2 separate regions of the Homo sapiens genome follow, and region 1 is linked to region 2. The links are chromatin contacts, found by Hi-C in ENCODE. All regions are on one chromosome and are shown on one strand. Each heading gives the region's core, a stretch centred on a gene start or an enhancer-like site at or near the end of the contact. The rest is flanking DNA. Distances are from core to core; before and after follow the strand shown. Region 1 has its middle 65 kb from the start of LINC01799. Region 2 has its middle 20 kb from the start of LINC01812.

What was found. A loop is a pair of places that touch in the nucleus more often than their neighbours do. Pooled maps may share reads with other maps.
Region 1: a loop to region 2 is called in a map of aorta, with 4 times the contacts of the local background. The contact joins two enhancer-like sites. A Hi-C loop is called at or near these places in 3 of 168 maps with a recorded cell type or tissue (aorta, ascending aorta and endothelial cell of umbilical vein) and 4 of 50 pooled maps.

Annotation. Positions count from the first base shown.
Region 1 is chr2:66,837,364-66,842,500 of GRCh38, reverse strand. No RefSeq gene overlaps it. Among named protein-coding and RNA genes, the nearest start is that of LINC01799, 65 kb to the left of the region's middle. Within about 2 kb of position 1,725, at least 6 of the 41 ENCODE cell types and tissues checked have a DNase peak (open chromatin) inside an H3K27ac peak, as active enhancers do.
Region 2 is chr2:67,843,035-67,848,159 of GRCh38, reverse strand. No RefSeq gene overlaps it. Among named protein-coding and RNA genes, the nearest start is that of LINC01812, 20 kb to the right of the region's middle. Within about 2 kb of position 1,664, at least 13 of the 41 ENCODE cell types and tissues checked have a DNase peak (open chromatin) inside an H3K27ac peak, as active enhancers do.

The DNA.
Region 1 (5,137 bases), core at 476-2,975, 1.0 Mb after region 2:
ATTATACCATTTGTGTTAGAATCAAATGCAAATGGAATAATTGTCCCTTTTCTAATCAAAACACATTTGTGGATTGAAATACCACATGGGGCAATTTTCAGTTAATCATGGATGTTAATAAATATGACTCTAAGCTCATAAACAAACATTCCTTTGGCTAATATAGGAAATTATTGTTAAGCTTGATCAGACATGTAACAAAAACTGAACTTTGCAGAAAGTCAGCAAATTAACCATCTGAAAATAGAGATGAGCATCAACAGTAATAAAAGATTAGATTTAGCTAAAATGCTTAGACAAATCAGGCATTAGCATTAGGAAATATTTAAAGCTAGCTTTGCTGAAAATGGAGAATATTAAGTATTATGAGAGCATTAGCTTCTCTAATGAGAAAAAACTAGATGCTTGGCGATTAGAGATTTTAAAAACTAGAAAATCAGGTTTATCAAAATCAAAATTACCCAGAGCCTAAATTATATCAGAGCCTCTAACAATGAATGGTGTTTTCAAGTGATATAGAAATATTTGGTACTCATTCTATTTCCATTACTGAGCTTGTAAACAAATTTGAGATTCCCTCCTTTAGCCTTGCCTAAATATAAACTATATATTTATTTTGGTGACAAAATACCTGAATAGCTATAAAAGTATTACAATCATCTACAAGACCAGGGCTAGATCAGGCCTGCAGAGGCGCTAAGCACAGAAACGCTTAAGGCCCCACCTTTCCCTCCTGCTGTGCATTTAAAATAAAAACACCAGTCTTAAATCACAAAACTAATATGTGTGCTACAACTAAAACATCTTCTCTCAGATTTACTCATTTTGGAATTCTAATATGTTTCTCAAAGGTGAGCGTTTCTCTTTCACATGAGTGAGTGGGCTCGCTTCCATGTGCTTTCCGGGTACCCTAAGTGAAGTCCGCTCTTCGGCGACTCCGCACTTTGAAAAAAAAAGCCTTGAAATGAAAGCAGTATAAGTTAATATCATCATCCAGGCTTTAAGAAGAAGAATATTTTGTCGGTTTTTGTTTTGTTTGATTCTTTGCTTTGTTTTTTAGTCTGTAGGTCAATCCGTAAATATCTACATCCCAATGCAACCTCATGAAGTACAAGTGTGAGATCGTACTGTAATTTAAGCATCTAGGAAACCCAAGCTTTCATCTGAAAAATTGCAATAACAAATGCAAAGATCCAGCACTTCCTTTGGATTGTTTAGTTAATTGTCATTCTTCCCCACTTCTACTGAAAATATACACCTAAGTCTAGAAAAGAAGAAATTTTGAGTAACAAGGCAGTGTGTTCAGACTCAGGGGGCCACTTTTCATTACGTACGGGACTTTTTTATGATCTACTTTCTACTTTTCTAAAGCTCCATTCAATCAATAAACATGGCTAGTGAGAGTAATAATTGTTTCTATTTATGCGACACTAAGTACTCATCAGTCTCTTATTTATGTTGTCTTAACTTCTTAAACTCTTCCAACTATTCTGTACAGTAGGTACTATTTTTAATCCTCATTTTCTAAGTGAGAAAACTGAAGTTTAGAGAGCGTAAGAAACTTATCCTGGTTAATGGTATAGCTGGGATTTGAACCTAGAAAGACTTCAGAACTGCTGACAAGGATTAGCGAAAGCAAACGTACTTTGAGTGTTCTGAATTACTTACTTTAAAATATTCTGTGTAAGCCAAGATTGCGAAATGTCCCTATTCTAGATTGTGTAAGAAAAAATAACTACTCCTATTAAAGAATAGAATTTCTCCTTCTAGCTTTAAGTTCATAGCTTGTTGTTTCATTTTCTCCATTATCAAGGAAATAGAGTAAAAAAAGTACTTATTGTGCAGCATGCGGGTCCTTGTTTGAATCTACTTGCCCTTCTTCCTTACTGAAAACCAGACTAAACATTTCTGAATGTCTGCATTTAAAAATTTCCAACAGTAATGAATCGACTGTACTTGGGTTGCTCTAGCCGGATCCCCTCACTGTTAGCAGGTCTAACCTTCTACTGATATAATTGCATCACCACACTCATGGCCTTTCTGGTCCTTTCCTTGGATTTTCCAATATAATTAAAGTCCATGTAAAGCACTGGCTGTTCTTAAAATTGTTGTTGGAAGACTGGCAAGAAGGCAACGAACTCTCAAGGCATCATATCTTAAAGGAACCTATAAATGAAATAGGTCAAGGATGAGGCACGTAAGTGGCTGGGAAAAAAAAAAATCTCCGTTTAGTTTATACAACTTCAGCTTCCCTGTCTGTCCAGATTCCATATAAGGAATAGCAACTTTTTGAGCCAGCAGGCCTGGACATATTTCTTGGCCTTATAACTCACAGTTCTAGACATTCCAAGGTAGAGGGTCATTCAAACTGAGTTGTAATTTCTTGTGTATATTTATTTCCAAAGTATCTAATGCATAGTTTCCCAGTGAAATCATAGATGAAGGCTAGGGGAATGCTAACTGGGTTGTTTTTCAAGCGTGCCTACAAGAGGCAGTCTAAAAGAACTGCTCTGAGCTTATCAAGCAGAAGTGCCAGATGAGAGCTGGACCACCATAGCAGGAGCTCTCACACCACTTTGCAGTTCACCTGAACTCCAGCTTTGTCTGGGAGATGATATAAGAAGAGAAGAAGGAGAAAAGACATTCATGAGATTTAAGGAATAAATTCCCCTATTGTCACTAGTAGAGTGACATGCATAACACACTAACCAGGTTGATAGGGTAGTGTGATAGAGTCCAACAAGAATGTGCTGGGAGGTCAACCATCGGTATTTAGGTGTCTCTTCCAAATCCCAACCACTTATCAGCAGAGCAGTCCTGAGCACACAAATGGCAACTTAGTGCTTGGATTGCCTTGTGTGTGAAAACAAGTGGGACAGAGGAAGATGGCAGCACATTCTCTTTGCATCTGACAGTCACCAAAAATTAGAAGTCAAATTTTTCATATTTGAGTTTTTTTTTGTACTTGCAAAGTGAACAAATAGTATATTTAGTTTTACATCTTTAGGTGAAAATTAGGAAGGCAGGACAGATAATAAAATGAGCACAGTTTTTAAAAAGATCTAGAGTTGATCGTTATTAACTTTAAGATAATGAGAATAGTTTAATCAAAAGCATTTCTTAAACTTTCTTATAAATACTGAATTATCTGAGAAAAAGTTAAGTTACCCTCTAGTCATTCAACAAATATTTTTTGTTGTCTGTTAGTTCATTCATTCAGGCTTTACTGAACAGATGCACTTCTTGGTACTTGCAATATATCCATGAATAAAAGAGATGGATCCAGGCCCTCCTGGATTACATTCTCCTGGGGCTGGGGGGAGGCTCAATAAACAATAAAGATAATAAATGAGAAAGTTCTTCTACAAGCTAAAACATGTTATGTGCTAGGGAAGAAAGAGAAAATTTAGTAGGCTAAGGGAGTCAAGAGTTAGGAAGCTGGAGTTGGGGACTAAGGTAGCTTGTCTTCTTAAATAAAGCGATGAGGGGCCAGGCAGGATGGCTCATGCCTATAATCTCATCATTTTGGGAGGCTGAAGCTGGCAGCTTCCTCGAGCTCAGGAGTTCAATACCAGCCTGGGCAACATAGTGAAACCCCTTCTCTACAAAAAATACAAAAATTAGTCAGGCGTGGTAATGTGCTCCTGTGGTCCCGGTTACTCAGGAGGCTGAGGTGGGAGGATCACTTGAACCCAAGAGGTTGAGGTTGTAGTGAGTTGAGATCATACCACTGCACTCCAGCCTGAGCAACAGAGAAAGACCCTATATCAAAAAATAAAATAAAAAGTGGTGACAGTAGACCTCATTGAGAAGATGACTGACATTTCAGCTAAGATTTCTAGGAGTGAAGATGTGAGCTATGCAGATATCTGGAGAGGAGCAGTATGTGTTCAAAGAAAGGCAGATACCTCTAAGAACTGAGGCTCATTGCCCCAAGGAACATGAGAGGTCATCATAGGAATTTTCCCAGAGGAGAGTCACAACCTGTTTCTAAATTCACAAGTTGTACTAAAATCCATAAAGATTTTCTTTATGTTTATTAATGTATTTATTGTACTGCTTAGTGAACTCCCAGATAATTGGGAGTACATATATGTACTCAATATTATAGCTATGTACACATATGTACCCAATATTATAGCTACAATATATTCATATTATAGCTGTGCATTAAATATATCAATTTAACTTTACAGTTAAAATAAGTATGTATGTAAGTACAGTCTCCTATTCTAACTAATGCTCCCAAACCACCATCAGGCACTGAGTGTTGGTGTTCTAGTTGGGAGAATGGAAAAGTGTTATTCTATATAAATGTATTCACCCATTAACCATGAAGCGTAACTCAAGCATTTGTAGAATTTAATTCTACTGGCATTTATTCAGTGCTCACTTCTGTGCCAGAATATATGTTAGGCAAAATTGGGAATGAGGAGGCCCCAGTGGGGAGGAGTACAAAGCACAGAGTTTGGTCACTTAATCTTGACCAAATTCACCTTCTCATTTTCAAAATAAAAAGAGAATATCTTCTATTGCTCAAAGTTTTGGTGGGGATTAAATCAGGAAAGGCATCATCTACCTACAATAGTGTTGGTCACATATTTTGTATTCACATAACAAATACTGCTTATCTCTCCCCTGAATTAAATAAAGATGTTATTATTTTTAAATTAACTAAGATGAAGCCAAGGGGGAATATCAAGTTTGCTCCTGGAGAAGTTTCCCATCAGTGTACAATCAGCAGAAGATAATTTTTTTAAAATAGGATTTTAAAATCCCATTTTGCGGATATAAAGAGTACGTATACATAATGGAGTACTATTCAGTCATTAAAAAAAACTGAGATTCTGTCATTCGCAACAACATGGATGGAAATGGAGGTCATTATGATAAGTGAAATAAGCCAGGTATGGAGAGACAAACTTACATGTTCTCACTTATTTGTGGGAACTAAAATTTAAAACAATTGAACTCATGAAGACAGAGTAGAATGATGGTTACCAGAGACACGGAAGGTTAGTTGGGGGTCAGGGAATGCAGGGAAGTGGGGATGGTTAATGGGTACAAAAATATAGTTAGAAAGAGTGAATAAGACCTAGTGTTCAGTAGCACAATAAGGCAACTGTAGTTAACAATA
Region 2 (5,125 bases), core at 415-2,914:
TTTAAGGCTAAATTTCAGGGAGAAATTTCAGAAAGATTCCTATAATCCTTGAATTGCTGTCCCTTCAAAGAGGTAGTTAATCTTTCAGTGGTATCTTGGCACATTCCTGGGACCAAAATAAGCAGGACAGATCTGAGACAGCAGACCCAGGGAAGAGGAAAATTCTCTGCTGGTCTTCCTCTTATGGGTGGGTGGGTTTGGTGGTCGTGGGCCAGATCTGAGTATGTTTATCAAAGGCAGCTGCTGGTGCAATTTAAACTGAATTCAGAAATTAGGATGGCAACGTTGCCACCATTAGTGAGTTTTCAGTGGGTTGTCTAAATGCTATGGTAAGTTGGTGGTCTGACTATATTTAGGGCCACATATTACTCACATAATCCTATTTATCTTACATATCCCAAATTTGCTTAAAAACCGGGATTGAGTAGGTAGGTGAAGTTGTGAGAGGAGGGAAAAAGTAAATGTCTTCTGTCTAATGACCTGAAAACAAATTTGCAAGATGGTTCTGGTAGAAGGAATTTTTTCCTCTTGGAATTACTTGTAGTTAAATACACAAAGAGTATAGCCAGAAGGAAGGGGTTTGTAAAGATAAAATACATATTTCCTTTTGAAACCTTTTTTTTTTTTTTCAACATATGTGACCTTAACCCAAACCCTAGTCTTTACTTCCATTTTGCTGAGATTTAAATAAAACAAACTAAAATTTGCAGGGAAGCCTGCCATAGTGTGTGTGTATTTTTTTTTTTTTAACTTTCCCCTTTTTTCAGGAGATTCTGGTAAATGAATTGAATAAATGTACTTAAGAAAAAAATCAACTCAGCTGGCACAAATCACTAATATCATGGGCTAAAGATTTCACTATTTTTTACAAGCCTTAATAATTATATAACTGTCTAGACAGCACTGTCCAGTAGAAATATGATCTAATGTGTATGATGCATAATTTAAAATTTTCTAGCAGCCACATTAAAAAAGGTGAAATTGACTTTAATATATTTAATTTACCCCAATTTATCCCAAATACTATCATTTCAACATGTGGTCAATGTGAAAAATCAATGAGATATTTTATACATTTTTTTTTTTTTTTTTTTTTTTTTTTTTACAGAATATCCCAATTTGGACTAGCCACATTTTAAGTGGCCAATAGCCACTCGTGGCTGGTGACTCCTGTATTGGACAGAGTAAGTCTAGAGGGCAGAGATCGTATCTGATTTACTCTATTCCCTTCCCAGTTTAACAAACCAGTGCCTAAATAACTGATTATTATTATTATTTTTTAAAGGACTGATTTTTGATCATGAGTGTTTTAGAGTGCTAATGTCTCGTTAGACGTTCTGGGAATAGAGCTGGTCAACTAGAAAAAGGAAAAGTTGTTCTCCAGAGACCCAGGCTTTTTGAATAGAAGAAGAAATGTCCCTAGAAGAAATGTCAGGCTGTGGGTTCCACGTTTTCTGGAAGTTACCCCCTTGCAAACAGGCAGGTTCAAGGCATCCATTTTTTTTTCTACCCGTAGGGGGAGCTCTTGGCCCTTTACTCTTAATAAATTCCAAGTCTGGTTCTCAGAGGCCGGCAGTTTGGAGTTCTTTCACCTGGGTCTGTGGAGAGGTTGTTTTTGGCTTCAAACCAGCAGTGCTTTCGCAATCTCCACACGTTACGGCTGCTGAAATGCGAGGACACCAGCCGGGTGGCGGCTTGAGTCTTGTGATTCCCAGGCAGTCCGGCGAAATGATAAACAAAAGTCTTTTGTGCAATATTAATAAGCTTTAAGCACTCCCCAGCCGAGCCCCTTGTCATCCAAGTAAGTCATGTGTATCAAAAGCCCTTATATGTGAAAGTTTGTTTTCATATCTGGCCAGCGTTGAATGGGAGCCCCCTTTGCCATGTTGTAAAACAAACATTTGTTTATTTTGTGAACAGTGCTGGCAGTATGATACAGGAACTGGGGGCTGAATGGAGAGACCCCTTTCCAAGGAGGCGCCTTTGAAAACCTTTTTGCTGGACCATTCCAACTGTCAACTGATCTTGAGTTCTGTTTACATTAAGACAATAACAGTGTTTCCTAAATAAATAAGTTAGGGACACCCGTGGGCCTTAATGAAACCCCATAAATGGGATGGAGGGGTGGGAGTGGGGAAGGAGTTTTTGTGCTGTGCAGAAACAATGGCCAGTTCATCTTACGGTGTCCCCAAGGCTTGTGTTTTTAAGACAGAAGGGGGCCTTTGTGTTAATTACACTGATAAAAACTCCCCTGGCAGGGCTTCCCCTGGACCGGTGGCATAAAAGATGTGACATTTCGCCCGTGTGAATGCCACACTGCCAAACAGACATTTTCTTAAGCAGAGAAGGCCAGCCCCCACCCCCTCTTCCTCACCAGTTGATCAGCTAACCTCTCCTGGTGTGTAGAGAAAATAAATAAAAACTGTAAGACTAAACCATCTGCTGCTGGGGGTGTCTGGCTTCTTTCTTAGTTGGGTTGGAGCTTCCAGGAATCCATCCATTTTGGTTTCTGAACGGTCCAAGTTGTCCTCAGGTAGGATGGACATAGAGGCAGACGGCTTGTAGTGGAGGAGGAGATGTTGCCCTGAGAGTTTGGGTTTCAGTGGGTTTTCCTGGGAAGCAGGAATTTCAGCTTGTTACTGGAAGTTACATTTCTGAGCAAAAGACGTATGCTAGGTGAAGACTGAAGGCTGAAGATGAGGAACCAGCAGGGCTCACTGCTTGTAAATTAGAAAATAATTTTCTAAATACTATGGTACTGCCATACAAAGTCGCTAAAATAGAGACTGTCATACAAATATTTTCAATTATAAGGATTTCTTATTTGTTCCACAGAAACATATTTAATATACATTTAATGTTAACATTCATATAATTTCATAACTTGCTTTTTTTTAGGTTAGTATTTTTTGATGGGCATTTTCTCCAACTTGCCACCTAATTTTTATAATGATCATTTTCAGTGAATGTACAATCTTCTAAGTGGATATACCATAATTTGCTAATCTGTATCCTTATCCTTGGGTACTCAGAATGTTTAGGATTTTTCATTATCATAAAATACTACAATGAATATCTTCATACCATACATTATTTCCTTTTTGGAGAAATATTGAGATAAATCTGCAGGCTATGATTACTTACGGCTTTTTGACACATAATAGCATGGTAGTTTCCCAGAAGGATTTTAAAATAAAGTAGCTTACTTTTCAGACTATGACGGTTACCTCCTTTTATAGTGGTTTCTTCGCACTTTCACTCCCCTCTAGCCCTTCTTATTTGTTCAGGACAATCCTTTCCCGTTCATGGGCTCCCTCAAATATCTCCACACAAATATTACCTGCTCCTTCTTATAAGGCTGATTCTGGGATATATTCATATGTTAAATGCAACTTGTAGTCACCATTATAATGTTTCAATGTGTAATACATTGAATAAATTCCTAATTGCCATGGTCTAGATATGGGTAAGATACCCTTAGTTGTAGAGTAATTTCTAATTTATATACTATGTCCTCATCCTCCAATAGCTTGAAATTGTTAATGTGGTCAGTATCTTTTCAGAAGTCTGCTCAGTTCGATGGCCAGAACTTCTCAATCTGTGAGAGTAATGGCCGTGTTTGGGCACATGACTGTGACCCCACTCTCCAACCCATGTCTGATGGGACCATGTGTGGACACTTGGAACAGACTGAGCCATGTGCTGTCATAGAGATAGAGGAAGAGAGGTGGGAGAATGGGGAGGTGGAGGAGAGGAAGAGGTGGGGGGAGAGAGGAAAGGAGAGAGAAAGGGAGAGAAGGAGACAGGAGAGAGAGAAAAGGGAGAGAGGAGAGAGAAAGGGAGAAAGGCAAGAAAGAGAAAGGAAGAGAGAGAAAGAAAGGGAGAGAGGGAGGGAAAGAGAGGGAGGGAGGGAGAGAGAATGCAGCAGAAAAATTGTTTCCTGGGTTTCTAATTATTTTCCTTCCCGTAGTTTCAGTCATTCAGCCATTTCTCAAGTCTGGCTGCATATTTTTGGCTTTGAATTTGGAGAGACACCCCACCCTACAAGAATTCTTGTAATAAATCTCTCTCCCCTCTTTCTTTCCCTCCTCCCTCCCTCCCTCCCTCCCTCCCTCCCTCCCTTCCTCCCTCCCTCCCTTCCTTCCTTCTTTCCTTCCTTCCTTCCTTCCTTCCTTCCTTCCTTCCTTCCTTCCTCACTCTCTCTGTCTCGGTCTCTTTGTCTTTCTCTCTTTCTTTCTGAATGTGCTAACTTGGTTACTAATACAGCCTAGAACAAATGGAATTGGGAATAGATATCCCTTGGTGAGGTGCAAATCCATGTAGCTTAATAATAAAATAATGGATTTGGATGTTGACAAAAGTTTTAGCTGTTCTCTCCTGCTGACATGTGGGGCTGTCAGGTTGAAACATGGTATAATTCCATTTATGATTCTGAAGCAATGGAATCTCTCTGAAAAACATTTTTCCCCTTTAAATTATTGACACTCTAAAAAGTAGCTTATTGCAGCTGCTCCAAGTGCTGGACAGTTTGGATGATCTGACACGATGCTTTAATCTAAGACCTTGGGTGACCATATCCATCAATTGACCCAAAGGGCAAAATGAATAGAACGGCTCCTCCTGCAGCTCTGGATAAATATGTGTGGTTAATGGGAGGCAGAGGGTAAAATTTCCAGGGCTCTTTGGTCTTCTTTGACAAAATTAAAACAGAAATCCAAGAAAACCCTGAAAGGCCCCATACCTTCTCACCTGTGTCCTAGGACTTTCCCTCTAAAGGTAGCGTGAATGCTGAAGAGCTGAGGCAAACTAGAATCTCGTCCCTAAAATGGACGCTCTCCAGAGGATGTTTGGAAAACCTGGCTGGACATCATGGGCTATTAGTGGTCTTTTATTTTTCCTTTCTTTTCTTTGCTTCTATTTGTTTATTTGCTTTTAAATCGGAATAGAAAGGGGAACATTGGAAGGTGAGAGTGGAATGTCCTTAGAATCAGAGGAAGGCTTTCCTATTGGGAAACAAAGGGCACAGACTTCATTATTTGGAATAAATTGTAAATCGTGCCCTCTCTTAACCTACTGGGTGGTATTGTCCTACTAAAAGATCTGACTCTGAAAAAACATCCTTTCT